4 separate regions of the Homo sapiens genome follow, and regions 1, 3 and 4 are each linked to region 2. The links are chromatin contacts, found by Hi-C or POLR2A ChIA-PET in ENCODE. All regions are on one chromosome and are shown on one strand. Each heading gives the region's core, a stretch centred on a gene start or an enhancer-like site at or near the end of the contact. The rest is flanking DNA. Distances are from core to core; before and after follow the strand shown.

What was found. Hi-C counts contacts between places; a loop is a spot of excess contacts on that map. ChIA-PET counts read pairs that join two places held with the same protein, here RNA polymerase II (POLR2A). Pooled maps may share reads with other maps.
Region 1: a loop to region 2 is called in a pooled map, with 2.5 times the contacts of the local background. The contact joins the promoter of ASB13 here to the promoter of IL15RA in region 2. A Hi-C loop is called at or near these places in 1 of 50 pooled maps. POLR2A ChIA-PET finds 5 or more read pairs at or near these places in 2 of 52 experiments (BJ and HEK293T).
Region 3: a loop to region 2 is called in a pooled map, with 6 times the contacts of the local background. The contact joins the enhancer-like site here to the promoter of IL15RA in region 2. A Hi-C loop is called at or near these places in 2 of 37 single-sample maps with no recorded cell type and 4 of 50 pooled maps.
Region 4: a loop to region 2 is called in a pooled map, with 4 times the contacts of the local background. The contact joins the enhancer-like site here to the promoter of IL15RA in region 2. A Hi-C loop is called at or near these places in 1 of 37 single-sample maps with no recorded cell type and 5 of 50 pooled maps. POLR2A ChIA-PET finds 5 or more read pairs at or near these places in 3 of 52 experiments (Caco-2, activated CD4-positive, alpha-beta T cell and activated CD8-positive, alpha-beta memory T cell).

Annotation. Positions count from the first base shown.
Region 1 is chr10:5,664,687-5,667,844 of GRCh38, reverse strand. It overlaps ASB13 (ankyrin repeat and SOCS box containing 13), which reads left to right and starts at 1,250. Exons shown (of 6, transcript NM_024701.4): 1 at 1,250-1,336. The coding sequence starts at 1,294. RefSeq lists silencers at 1,247-1,316, 1,617-1,666.
Region 2 is chr10:5,976,274-5,979,724 of GRCh38, reverse strand. IL15RA (interleukin 15 receptor subunit alpha) reads left to right here and starts at 2,182. Exons shown (of 7, transcript NM_002189.4): 1 at 2,182-2,320. The coding sequence starts at 2,233. RefSeq lists silencers at 1,419-2,088, 2,179-2,558 and an enhancer at 3,449-3,451.
Region 3 is chr10:6,472,306-6,475,597 of GRCh38, reverse strand. The region is part of intron 12 of PRKCQ (protein kinase C theta); the gene reads left to right. Among named protein-coding and RNA genes, the nearest start is that of PRKCQ, 110 kb to the left of the region's middle. RefSeq lists an enhancer at 1,419-1,598. Within about 2 kb of position 1,542, at least 7 of the 41 ENCODE cell types and tissues checked have a DNase peak (open chromatin) inside an H3K27ac peak, as active enhancers do.
Region 4 is chr10:6,268,380-6,271,821 of GRCh38, reverse strand. It overlaps a transcript of PFKFB3 not described here. Among named protein-coding and RNA genes, the nearest start is that of LINC02649, 56 kb to the left of the region's middle. RefSeq lists an enhancer at 1,111-1,160 and a silencer at 1,290-1,490. Within about 2 kb of position 1,366, at least 8 of the 41 ENCODE cell types and tissues checked have a DNase peak (open chromatin) inside an H3K27ac peak, as active enhancers do.

The DNA of each region.
Region 1 (3,158 bases), core at 1-2,500, 310 kb after region 2:
CAGTGCAAATGGCTTGAAATTCCATTCCCAGGCCTGGGGCTCCACATTTCCAGGGGCTCTGCTTTCCAAAAGATATGGTTCAATGTCCCCTAGGTATAGTGCCTTCGGTCTGGACTGCAGATGGAGACCTGGGTCATCCCAGAAGCTTTGTAGTGTGAGAGATCAAACTGGCTGCTCTGCCAGGCCTCACCTATTTCCAGACTGGATGATTCCTGATACTTTTACTTTTGAGCCCAAACTAACTTCTGCATGGAGGTTCAGTACAGGTCAGGTGAGTGACGAATCTCCTGACAGGGCTACAGTGAACTTTCACAAGGTTAAACCTTCTAAACTTGGGAAGCTGCTTTGCAAAAATAAATAAATAAAATAAAAATCCCTTACTCAATTGTTGACTGGGTATTATTCCGGAAACAGGAAACAGGTTTTTCATTTCTGCCAGGTTGTGCCCCAGCTTCCATTTGCTAAGCAGCTTAGGGGAACATTGGATTAAAAACCACCCGTAAAGAAAAGGCATTAAGAAATTGATTTGAACGATTTGAAATTATTATCTTGAAAGATCAAAGAAACAGTGATTATGAACACCGGCTCTGGTGGGAAGCGGTTCTTGAAAGTTAAAGCATGGGGGAACTCGAGTACTCTGGAGCATCATCAGCATCTGTACAATGCAAGTGAACTCTGGAAGCTAGACGCATGCTTTGCACGTGGACACAGACACATGCTTGCACAGGACACATTTGCAATACATACATGTTTATACATGGACACATGTTTTGCACACGCTTGCACAGGACACGCTTGCACAGGACACATGCACAGGATGCATGTTTTGTACAGGACACATGTTTTGCACATGGAAACACATATCCATGCTTTGCAAAGGGACACAGGGAAGCATGCTTACAATGGATACAAGTTTACACACGGACGCATGTTTTGCACAGGACATATGCACAGGATGCATGTTTTGCACACGGACACACACGTTTACATAGGACAAGTGCACAGGACACGTTTTGCACCGGACGTATTCTGTGCACGGGACGCACGGTTTGCAGATGCAAGCACACACACTCCTCGGCGCGACGGGCGAAGCGGGGTGGGCAGCGACAGCGGAGTCCGGACCCAGGGACAGCGCCTCCGGGAACCTCGCCAAGGCGGCGGGAACTACAACTCCCGGCTCGGTCGCCTCGGGACGACGCGCGGCCCAGCGCAGACTGGCCCCGCCCAGCGGCCCCGCGCGGCCCGGCCCAGGTCCCGGCGCCCAGAGTCGCCGCGCGGCCGCCGGTGAGCCGCATGGAGCCCCGGGCGGCGGACGGCTGCTTCCTGGGCGACGTGGGTACGTGCGGGCGCCGCGGAGGTCAGAGCGAGGCAGCGGCGCCGGCTCCTGAGGCCGGCCGCGTATCCGATGGCCTGCGCCGGGGAGGTGGTGGCGCGCCCCGCGCTGGCTCCGTGGGCGGGGGCGTTTGGCGGGGTGGGCCGCGGTGAAAGCAGGGTCCCAGTGGTGCCGCGCATCCCAGACGGGCTCTCATGTCTGGTGCCTTGTCCCAGGCCAGCGCACTGCGGGGTTGCAGTCCGTGCGGCTCGCCAGGTGTGGGGTTTCGCAACCGCAAACCCACCGAGCGCCGCGCGCCCTGGGGAAGGTGCGGGACGCGTGCGGGGCCGTTGCCCAGTGGCGGGGGAGAGCCTGGGAAACGCCCACGGTGCTCCCTCTCGGGGAAGCCAGGCGCGAGCCCACGGTAAGAGCTAAACCCCCCTCCACTGGCGCGGGTGAGGCCGTGGCGCAGTGTCCGAGCATCCTGCAGAGGCGTCCGCGTGACCCCGACTCCGCTCCAGTGAAGGTGGCCTTGGGGCACCCCGGCACACTCCGAAAAGTGCCATCCCAGTTCGCAGCCTACTTTACCAAAATCCGAGCAGCCCAAGAATGAAATGGATTTGAGGGAAGGACACTCTTTGGGGAAGCAAATTTTTTTGCTGCCTATGAAGCAATAATATGGTCACTGAAATGAGCGACGGAAGCACTATGAAAGCCTAAAAAGAAAAAAAAAATCTAAAGCATATTCATCCTGGTAAAAACAGTAGTGCACCTAAGAGGGAAAAGTCTTAAGGGTAAATTTAGCTGAAGAGGAAGTTGCAGTCATAGCAAGGCAAAGATATTTTAATTGACTTTGCAAAATAACCACCTTTGACATGATCAAAGGTATCTAATAAGCATGTGTTTTTACTTGGCATTCCAGTCCAGGCAAGCACAAGACTTTGACCCTGACACTGTGATCTGCATTTGATTAGCTTAATTGAGTAAGCAGTGAATAGCTAACGGCAGAAGCTTATTTAAACACATATTTTAATATTTCTGTTCATGGCATCACTTCTGAGCATGTCTTCTGCATCGTTTGTTATGGAATGCATCTGTAGAAGAAAGGCACATTTTAAACTAATGAATCCGCAACTTTTGAGGTTCACTGGTATTTTTGACATTGTCATTTTTTATTTAATATATTTCTCCCCAAATAAGTTCTGCTGATGTTTTTTATTCCCAGTGTAATGAATAAGCTGAATGTGTTGGATCCAAAACAATACTGCCATTCCAGCAGCACCAGAGGCGAACCGTAGGAGCTTTAGACAATTTTAACATTCTGACCTCAAATTCTGGATGTGTGGTGTACCGCGACCAAAACATTTAGGTTTTGGGCTGTTGCGCAGTCTCTCATGCCTGTAATGCCAGCACTTTGGGAGGCCGAGGCAGGTGGATCACTTGAAGTCAGGAGTTCGAGACCAGCCTGGCCAACATGGCGAAACCCCGTCTCTACTAAAAATACAAAAATTAGCCGAGCATTGTGGCGGGTGCCTGTAGTTCCAGCTACTTGGGAGACTGAGGCAGAAGAATCACTCGAACCTGGAAGGCAGAGGTTGCAGTAAGCCGAGATTGGGCCATTGCACTCCAGCCTGGGTGACAAGAGCAAAACTCTGTCTCAAAATAAATAAATAAAAATACAAAAATTAGCCAAGCATAGTGGCGGGCACCTGTAATCTCAGCTACTGGGGAGGCTGAGGCAGGAGAATCACTTGAACCTGATAGGCAGAGGTTGTAGTGAGCTGAGATCATGCCATTGCACTCCAGCCTGGGCGACAGAGTGAGACTCCGTCTCAAAAATAAATAA
Region 2 (3,451 bases), core at 933-3,432:
ATTCCAAAAAATATCTGAAGCAAACATTGAGCAGACATATTAAGTTTTGACAGGATGAGGCAGTAGGCTCATGGATATCCACTATATTTATTGATTGCTATAGTTCGAAGTATATTTGAAATTTACATTATTTAACAACGTATATATATGTAATGAAATAGAGTTCTTTAAGCATACCAAATTTACAATTTTATTTTCAAATTTTAAAATTTACTTTTGGTCAGAATGCAGTAAAATGGGTACTTTAACACAATCAATGCTAGTTAGAAGGTATATTGATACAAGACTTTTGGAAAGCAAGATAGAAATATTTGTTTAAAAGAGAAAAAGCCTTTAAAAATATTCCCTACCAGTTGACTCAATAGTTCCACTGTAGGAAATCTATTCTAAGCGATCTTAAATTCACAAGATTTTGTAGAAAGACATTTATGACAATGTTATCTTTAATATTAAAATAATAGAGGGGATGTTAAACTATGATAATTTGCAGCCATTAAAAACTTTTACAAAGAGTCTGTAATAATGGAGAAATCTCTACTTCATAAATGTCCATAGAATAAAAAATGCTCTATTGTATACATGCTATGCTTAGCCTGCATTCAATAAACCCTCAATATATTTGAGAATATTAAGGAATATTGTTAATTTTTAAATTTGATCTTATCATCTTGAGATTTATTATTAAGTATTGAGAGAAATTGAATAATGTGGGATTTCCCCAGTTGGAGTAAGGGTGGCTATTCCTGCTTAGAAAAAAAGAATGGACCTTGTGTGGTCACTGCCGGATGGTAGGTTCATTATTCTTTCTACTTTTTTTTTTTAAATTTAAGAGACAGGAACTGGCTGTGTTGCCCAGGCTGGAGTGCAGTGGTGCGATCTCAGCTCACTGCAACCTCAGCCTCCTGGGTTCAAGTGATTCTCCTGCCTCAGCCTCCTGAATAGCTGGGATTACAGGCGCCCGCCACCATGCCCAGCTAATTTTGGTATTTTTAGTAGAGATGGGGTTTCACCATGTTGGCCAGGCTAGTCTCGAATTCCTGACTTCAGGCGATCCACCTGCCTTGGCCTCCGAAAGTGCTTGGATTTCAGGAGTGGCCACCGCGCTCGGCCCTAAATTCTTTTATTTAACTTTTAAGTTCAGGGTTATAAGTGCAGGTTTGTTATAAAGGTAAACCTGTGTCTTGGGGGATTATTGTACAGATTATTTCGTTTTCAAAGAGAATTTGCAAGTATGTCACAAAAGCCTCATAAACACGTTGTGAGATTTTAAGAGGCAATGACCGAGGCTTGGAGATGTCTCGTCCTGTCCAATGTCACCGCTAGACCTGAGAATCTGCACTTGGGAGCTTACAGACCCGGTTCTCAGGCTTCACTTGAGACCCCAAGAAAGAAAAAAACCCACCAGCCAAAGAGGAGGATGGCAGCCTGGAAGAACCTAAGGAAGCGAGGCTCAGAGGTGAAGCACTGTGGCTCCTCTCCCCCTTCTCCCCCCTCCGCCCCCTCTCCTTCTAAGATGAGGCATTTTCTAGGGGAGCAAAGCTGCAGCAGGAATTCGGCGAAGTGGCGGAGCTGGGGCCCCAGCGGGCGCCGGGGGCCGCGGGAGCCAGCAGGTGGCGGGGGCTGCGCTCCGCCCGGGCCAGAGCGCACCAGGCAGGTGCCCGCGCCTCCGCACCGCGGCGACACCTCCGCGGGCACTCACCCAGGCCGGCCGCTCACAACCGAGCGCAGGGCCGCGGAGGGAGACCAGGAAAGCCGAAGGCGGAGCAGCTGGAGGCGACCAGCGCCGGGCGAGGTCAAGTGGATCCGAGCCGCAGAGAGGGCTGGAGAGAGTCTGCTCTCCGATGACTTTGCCCACTCTCTTCGCAGTGGGGACACCGGACCGAGTGCACACTGGAGGTCCCAGAGCACGACGAGCGCGGAGGACCGGGAGGCTCCCGGGCTTGCGTGGGTAAGGTCCTGGGTCCCCACCGGGCACGGCCCATGCGTCCCGGGGACAGGGGTGGCTGTGCGGTGCCGCGGCGGCCGGCGGGGCTCCTTCCCCAGCAGGGGTGGGGACGCTGAGTCACGGATCTGTCACCGCTTTGCACCTCTCCGAGCCCTCGGGGGCCAAAGCAAAAGCGAAAGCGAATGCGACTGGCGGGGCGGCAGGTCCCAGAGCAGCGCTCGCCACCTCCCCCCGGCCTGGGCAGCGCTCGCCCGGGGAGTCCAGCGGTGTCCTGTGGAGCTGCCGCCATGGCCCCGCGGCGGGCGCGCGGCTGCCGGACCCTCGGTCTCCCGGCGCTGCTACTGCTGCTGCTGCTCCGGCCGCCGGCGACGCGGGGTAGGGAGCTGGGAGCAGGGGCGCCCGGGCGGGACTTGGAAGGGGGCCGGGACGTGGAGCTGGAGGGAACCGGGCGCCCCATCTCCCCGGGCCGTGCGGGGGCGTCGGTGCCCTCGGGAGCGCGGTGCGCGCAGGCCCAGGCCGGGGAGGGGACGCGGCGCCGGGCAGGAGGGACACGTGCCGGGAGCCGGGGTCGCAGGGAGAGCGCCGCCGCTGCGCCCGGGTCACCCACGTAAGGGAGCGGGCGGCCTGGCTGGGGTCTCCGAGGCCGAGGTCAGGAGCAGTTCTGAGAAGCCCGTTTTGGCCACGGGAGCGCGGAGCCGGCGGCGTCCAGCAGTTTGGAGACACGGGCGAGTGCGCTTCTCCCAGGCGCCTGGACTGCAGGGCGGGTGTTGCATAGCACGCGGTCCTCGGAGGGGTCCGGGAGAAACTACTCCTCCCGACTCCCAGGCAAAAGTAAATTATGTCAGTGGGAGCTGGGAGGGTGGGGAGGAGCTGTGTCCCAGGGGGAAACGCGTCGGGCAAGTTGCACACCTGGGGACCTGGAAACAACTTCCAATTCTTAAGCGATCAGGAAACCAGCAGAGGCGGTCGGGACCGGATGGGGGTGGGGAGTGGGGGCCAGCCTGGAGTCTACACTCGCAGAAAAAGGGGGAAGAGATCTGTGATCGCTTGGTGTATTCGAGAAGAAAGCGGGTCGCGGAGCTCTGATCTCGGCAGGGAGGACGGAATGAGCGATTCCTAGGGGTTTTGTCCCGGCAGCCAGAGGAAGGAGGAAAACAGTAGCAGGGTCTAGCTCTATCCTTGTCAGCGCTTCTTTATCTTTTTATAGTCAGGGAGCTCTTGGAGGGTCTGATGAAAGCTATGAACCCCCGGCCCCCAGAAAAATGCATGAATGAACATAGTTACAAAATGTGCATATGATTTTGGGGTCAAAGCCCCACTGAAGGCCATCCATGGACTCTCTATAGGAATTAGTAACGCCATGATCTGTGTGTGTTTTTAAGCGAGACCCTGAATAATTTACATCCAGTCGGGCCAGTCTGCCCAGGCCCTGGCCAAAGCCATTCCACGCACAGTTGCTGCTGCCTGGTGTGGCCTGAACGCCCCCCCACCCTCTGCCACCCCCAC
Region 3 (3,292 bases), core at 293-2,792, 500 kb before region 2:
TTTAAAGGAAGTTATTCATCTGCTCTCTGCCTCCAAAGAGCGCACCTGTTGAATACCAGATTATTCAGGAGATTCTGAGGACAGGTATTCACTTGTTATTAATTAGGGTCATTTGGATTAAATTGTTAAAGTTTTTAAAGTTCCTAGATGAGGGATATATCACCTATGGAAGGGTGAAAATATGATAAAGCCATTTAGGAAGCTACAAAATGTGAAAATTCCTGTGGACTTGGATTCCGAAGTTCAAGCCCAGCTCTGCCGTTTATCAACAGGGCTCTGAGGCACCCACTTTACCCCTGCCCAGGACAGAGAGTAAGAGTTACAGGCAGAGGGGCTGGGAGCTGTAAAACCAGGGGCCCTAATGGGACGGCACCGTCTGGGGACATAGATGTACAGGATAATTCATGAAATCTGAACCTGAATCTGAATGAGGCTCAAATCAAAAGAATCTTCACAATGAATTTTCTGTGTGCTAGATCAAAATGACTTTGTACATCATCCAGGCTCTGGCATAAATTACTGGCTCAGGGTCTAACGTAGATCAGCATTCTGAGAGGCTGCTGTCTTGGCAAGAGGAAAGAAGGGCTAGCTCTTCTTTCTTTTACTTTTTTTCTAACATTTCTTTGTTGTTAATATTTACATTTTCTGTCTTACAAAGTCTGCAGGGCTTGAAATTGCACGATCCCTTCTCAGTACCCCCTTCAGTGCGGATGCCAGCCAACTTTTGCACTACTAGATTTCCAACTTAGATTTTTAACAGTTTCCATTACTTACATTTTAAAAAGTAAAAAAATAGGAAAATCCACAATAAAATTTGTCTACAAGAAGAGTTGTCATAAATCTTTTAACTATCCACTTACAAGTAGATTTAAAACAATTAGAAAAAAATAATTAACCATAAAACTTTGAAACACAGGGAAAAATAAACACTGAAACAGTTTCCCTCTTTTTAGTTATGCTGCAGTAAAAGAAAGATTAATAACTCAAGTATCCAAAGTTTCTGTGTTCTATCTCTGATAAAACTGTGGAAAAATAAGAGGATTTATTTCTAAAATTTGTTTGGAAAGGAAAGATGCATCTAACACAGTAAGGATGCTATTTCTTTTTAATTTCAAGGAAATAATTTTCCCTTAAAAATTAAAAGTGAACTAAAGTCTACCTTCCTCTGTGTCTCCTTTGAATTCTGAAAGGCCGATCTGTATTCTGACATTTAAGTAGTGTTACTATTTCACACCTAAGTAGCTCTAGATCCTATAGGAACAGCTCTGTCTCTGGGTCGTTCCCTCAGGTTGGATTTGAGGGCAGGCCGCCGTGGTTTTGCAGGCCTCTGAAGAGAGGCCTCCCAGGGTGATGCCAAGAGGCAGAACGCTAGTGTTCCTGGATTCACATCACTGCCCTTGACTCCCACACTCCCAATATGCACCAGTTGAACATTCTTGGTCAATATCACTTTGAAATTTTTCTTTTATGAAAAAGAAAACTGAGTTTCACTTTCTATTCATAGAACACACAAAGCTCTACTTCCGGTTATGGCTTCAGGGCATGAGTGTGTGAGTTACTTTGAACAAGTCACCTAACATTTCTTTGTGACACTGGTTCTCCTTTTTTGCTTCCTAAGGATAACGTGAAAAATAATAATAATAACAATAATAGCACTTGCAGAGAAGTTTGGATCTTTTTTGGAGAAAGTACCATACTAACTACAAGATATTATTATCATTTAAAATTAAAAAGAAAAACTCCTTGAACTTGATACTTTTTAAAAAGTATGTCATCCTGGTATTTCCATAGTTTTAAGGCAAAATCCATCTAAGAAAGTTTTTAATTTCAAGCATTTTATTCAGAAACTGCTTCATCTGAAGCTCTCAAAAATGCTGCAATCCATGAACCTTTCAGTTGAGCTAGGAGCCCTGGAAATTACCACAATTGTAGCAAAGAAAAGAAAACCCACGGAAACCACATCCTTCCAAAGACGTGTCCCTGCACTAAGACAAGAATTAACTTTTCATGCTGCCCCCATCTGTAGTGACAGATAAGCCTCTTTTCTTTAACGTCCTCTGGCGGCGTTCTGATCCTGAGAACGCTTACACGTTGTTATTTCAGAAACTGGGGATCACTCAGACATTCTGCAGGTTCCCCTGCTATGTAACCAAACTGTGATTTGGCAAATGTTAGATTTTATAGCAAATTTACAAAAATGAGTCGATTTACAGCTGTCAACCTGAAATAATCAAAAAGGCCAGAATCTAATTTAAAGAGCATTTATTCAAACTCAAAGTTTGAGGATGGCCCACCTGGAAACACCCCAAAAGAATGAAGTCAGAGTTGTAAAGGAGGGAACTTTAGGGTTTCCATAGGGAGAGACAGAGGCATTTTTAGCAGGATTACATTTTTTCATACAAGGCTGGTGCATAGTTCCAGGAACTTGGTTACAGGCAGTGTTTCTTTTTGGGAAAGGGACATTTAACATCTTTTACAGAGTGTGCTATAGTCATGGGTTTTCTGTCATCTGGTCTAAGGAAAATAGGACAAAAAAAGGAAAAGGTAATCTTTAACAAGATTCATTAATTAAAAAGGCAGGAGGCGGCCAGGCACGGTGGCTCACACCTGTAATCCCAGCACTTTGGAGGCTGAAGCGGGTGGATCACCTTGGGGTCAGGAGTTTGAGACCAGCCTGGCCAACATGGCGAAACTCTGTCTCCACTAAAAATACAAAAATTAGCCAGGCGGGGTGGTGGGCACCTATAATCCCAGCTACTCAGGAGGCTGAGGCAGGATAATCACTTGAACCCATGGGGCGGAGGTTGCAGTGAGCTGAGACCACACCACTGCACTCCAGCATGGGCGAAACAGTGAAACTCCGTCTCAAAAAGAAAAAAAGAATAAAAGAAGTCAGGAAGTGTTTGTCCCTGACAATTGTTTAATTCTCTCTAGTCATTGTACAGAACAAGAGAAAAAAGGAAGCAAGTTAATCTATAATCTGAGAAACAGAAGTTGTAACCATATGTGACTCAGATCACAGTCGCATCTCTCTCAAGGCGTAAAACGCATTTTAGGAATTCTAACACCTTTTAAATGTTATTTATTTTCACACAGTAATTTATGGGAAATTAATGTTGCACTCACAATGTTTCCTTACAGTTTTCTCGTCCAAATACACAGGAAATAACGGGCAATGAGTGAATACATATTCAGGAATTCTTGGACTAAAAGAACAAGACACTCACTCAGTGCATCTGAAATGCCGCATCTTTCCTACATGCCTGCTTTTTTTTTGTTTGTTTTTTTCTGA
Region 4 (3,442 bases), core at 117-2,616, 290 kb before region 2:
ACAGTGTGGGGGAGAAAGCACACACAGATACCCATAGGCTCCACCCTCCACCCACGGGAGAAGGCGCTGTGGCTATTTGGGGTCACAGTATCCTGTTACCTTTATTGAACATTCACTTTTTATCAAAGGTCTGAGGTACACTGTCTCATTTATTCTACACAACCTTAGTTAGAGACTCATAGGCTTGGGGCTTGAACATCTTGTCCAAGATCACACACCTAGAGAGTACTGAACCAGGACTGGAGCTAAAAGAGGTCTGATTCAAACACTGGGCTTCATCAGCTCCCTGTGCTACCTGCCCGGAAGTGGCTTCATTACTCTCAAAGAATTCGGCTTCCCAGCCCTTCCGCAAGCACTGCTACCAGGCTCTTCATCCTGCCATTCAATAGACACATCTGAAGTTTGACTTCCCGCCTCTTGGCTCCCACACCCCCAGGAGGCAGCTGTCAGAGTCCTTCAGTGGCTAAAGGAACGTAGCCTGGGCCTCCCAGGCATCACACACGCACCAGGAAATCATAAATTGAAAGGTAACGCTCTTCGGTTCTCGTCCTTACCTTAGCAGAGGTGTTGGAACAAGGCTGACATTTACAATGCACAGGAGCTTGGCTACTTCAGCAATTGCATGGCCACTGGTGTTCTGGAAGAATCCATTTAAATGCTAGACACATTTTCTCTTGGCACTTGAAACTAGGTTCCAGACGGGGGAAGTGGTTGAATACTAATTACTTGTAGCAAGGCCATTGGAAGAGCATCTTTCACTTTCTTTCCCAATTTCAATAATCTGTTCCTGAATGCTTCTTATCCAAACCCACGTTTCAGAAAACAAGTTTAAGAACTGGGAAAATCTACAGTTAGGATGAAATGAATAAAAATGTCTTTCCTTCATTTATTTGGCAAATATTTAGTGGGTGCTTACTATCCCAGGCAGGGGGCTAGATCTTGGGAAGAGAGTGCTGAGTCAAAACTGGCCCAGTTCCTACTCTCAAGGTGCTTAAGTCTAGTGAGAGAACGGGCATGAAGCAAATAATGACACCAATAAAGGTGAAACTGCAACTCTGGGTGTCCTACAAAGGAGGCATGTGGTCCGATGAGCGCATGTCATAGGGCCTAATCTAGCCCGGAGGGTGGGAAGACTCCTTGATGCCATGACACCATCTGATGCATTAGAAACCACCTGGTAAAGAGGGAACCGGACCCTTACTATCCAGAGGAAACAGCAAGCACAAAGGTGTTACATGGGAGGGAGTGTGCAAAAACAAGAGTTCAAGAAAGCCTCTGTGGCCGAGGAGTGTAGGCTGAGCTGAGGCTAGAGAGACAGGCAAGAACCAGATGCCCCAGGACACGGTGAGCTGTGGTTAGGACGTGTGTCATTAAACGCAAGAGCAACAGGAAACCATTGAAGGGCTTTTAAACCTTGCATGACACAATCAGTTACCTCAAAAATATTCCTCTAGTTTCTTGGTAGAAGAATGAGTAATATTAGGTAACTTATACTTCTCATATGAAATGGGAAAAAGAAGGCATCATTATCTCCGTGAGAGATTTGTGGAGAGGGAAAGCAACTGGTTCCGGGTCGTAGCTCACCAGAAAGTAGAGCACAGAATTCTTGTCCCATGTTCCTGAGTCTTAAACACCCATATTCTTTTGTTGTTGTCGTTGTTGTTGTTTTGTTTTGTTTGTTTGTTTTTGAGACGGAGTTTTTGCTCTTGTTGCCCAGGCTGGAGTACAATGGCGCGATCTCGGCTCACTGCAACCTCCGCCTCCCGGGTTCAAGCAATTCTCCTGCCTCAGCCTCCCAAGTGGCTGGGACTACACGTGCACACCACCACACCCAGCTAATTTTTGTATTTTTAGTAGAGAGGGGGGTCTCACCATGTTGGCCAGGCTGGTCTCAAACTCCTGATCTCAGGTGAGCCACCTGCCTCAGCCTCCCAAAGTGCTGCGATTACAAGCGTGAGCCACCACACCTGGCACCATTTTCAAAATAAATAGATAAAACTGTGTCAGATAGAGTCACATCATATGGCCCTCTTCATTTATGCATTCTGACATGCTGACTTCTGAAGTTGTCCAGGTACAAAATAACTCAGTCAGTGACCAGAAATATGAGCCATTTAATGTCTACCCCTGGGAAGAGTTAAGTCTTACTGCCTCCTCTCTCCACACACTAAACCAATTTCTCTTCCCATTTCTCCACCCTAAGTCACTTCCACTTTCCTAACTGCAACGTCTTACCTATGGCAAAGCCTATATTCACTGCATTTTCCCCATGGCCTCATCACACAGATAACAGACCCCGGAATCTGGAAAAGGGAAAAAAATATATGTATGTGTTGCTCCTTAAGACAAGACCAAATCATCCTATCCAGGTGCAGTGGTGCATACCTGTAGTCCCAGCTGCTCAGGAAGCTGAGACAAGAGGATTTATTGGGCCCAGGAGTTCAAGACCAGCCTGGGCAACCATCTCTGAAAATAAATAAGTACATAAATCATCCTAGATCACTGAGTCTATAATTCAGTCTTAAATTTGTTTAGGAAAAGTTATTTATGTTCTTGGTATCTCAGTATCTTTATCTAACAGCTGAAAAAAAAAAAACGTAAAAATAATCTGCTTGGGCATATAGGGAAGTAAAAATATACTGAAGAATCGCCATTCAGGGAAGATGAAGACCCAGGGAGGGGAGCCCATGTTGACAACTACTGTTTTAAAAAGCAATTGTCATTTCTACATACTAGCAGTAAATAATTAAAAAATGAATTTTTAAAAATCTTTAACTTTTTTTTTTTTTTTTTTTTTTGAGACAGGATCTCACTCTTGTCTCCCAGGCTGGAGTGCAGTGGTACGATCTCAGCTTACTGCAGCCTCAACTTCCTGGGCTCAGGTGATCCTCCCACCTCAGCCTCCCAAATAGCTGGGACTACAGTCATGCACCACCATGCCCAGCTAGTTTTTTGTATTTTTAGTAAAAACAGGGTTTTGCCAAGTTGCCTAGGCTGGTCTCGAACTCCTGGGCTCAAGCAATTGGCCTGTCTCAGCCTCTCAAAGTGCTGGGATTATAGGCATGAGCCACATCACCCAGCCTCTTTAACCTCTTTATGTTTGAAATTTGTGAATGTATGATCCAGTACAAAAAAAAAAGTTAACTAGTCTTTTTTATTAAATATATTTATATAATTTCTATTTATTTATTTATTTGGAGACGGAGTATCATTCTGTCACCCAGGCTGGAGTGCAGTGGCACAATCTTGGCTCACTGCAACCTCCACCTCCTGCGTTCGAGTGATTCTCCTGCCTCAGCCTCCTGAGTAGCTGGGATTACAGGTGCACGCAAACATCCCTGGCTAATTTTTGTATTTTTAGTAGAGATGGGGTTTCTCCATGTTGGCCAAGCTGGTCTCAAACTCCTGACCTCAAGTGCTGGGATTACAGGCATGAGCCACC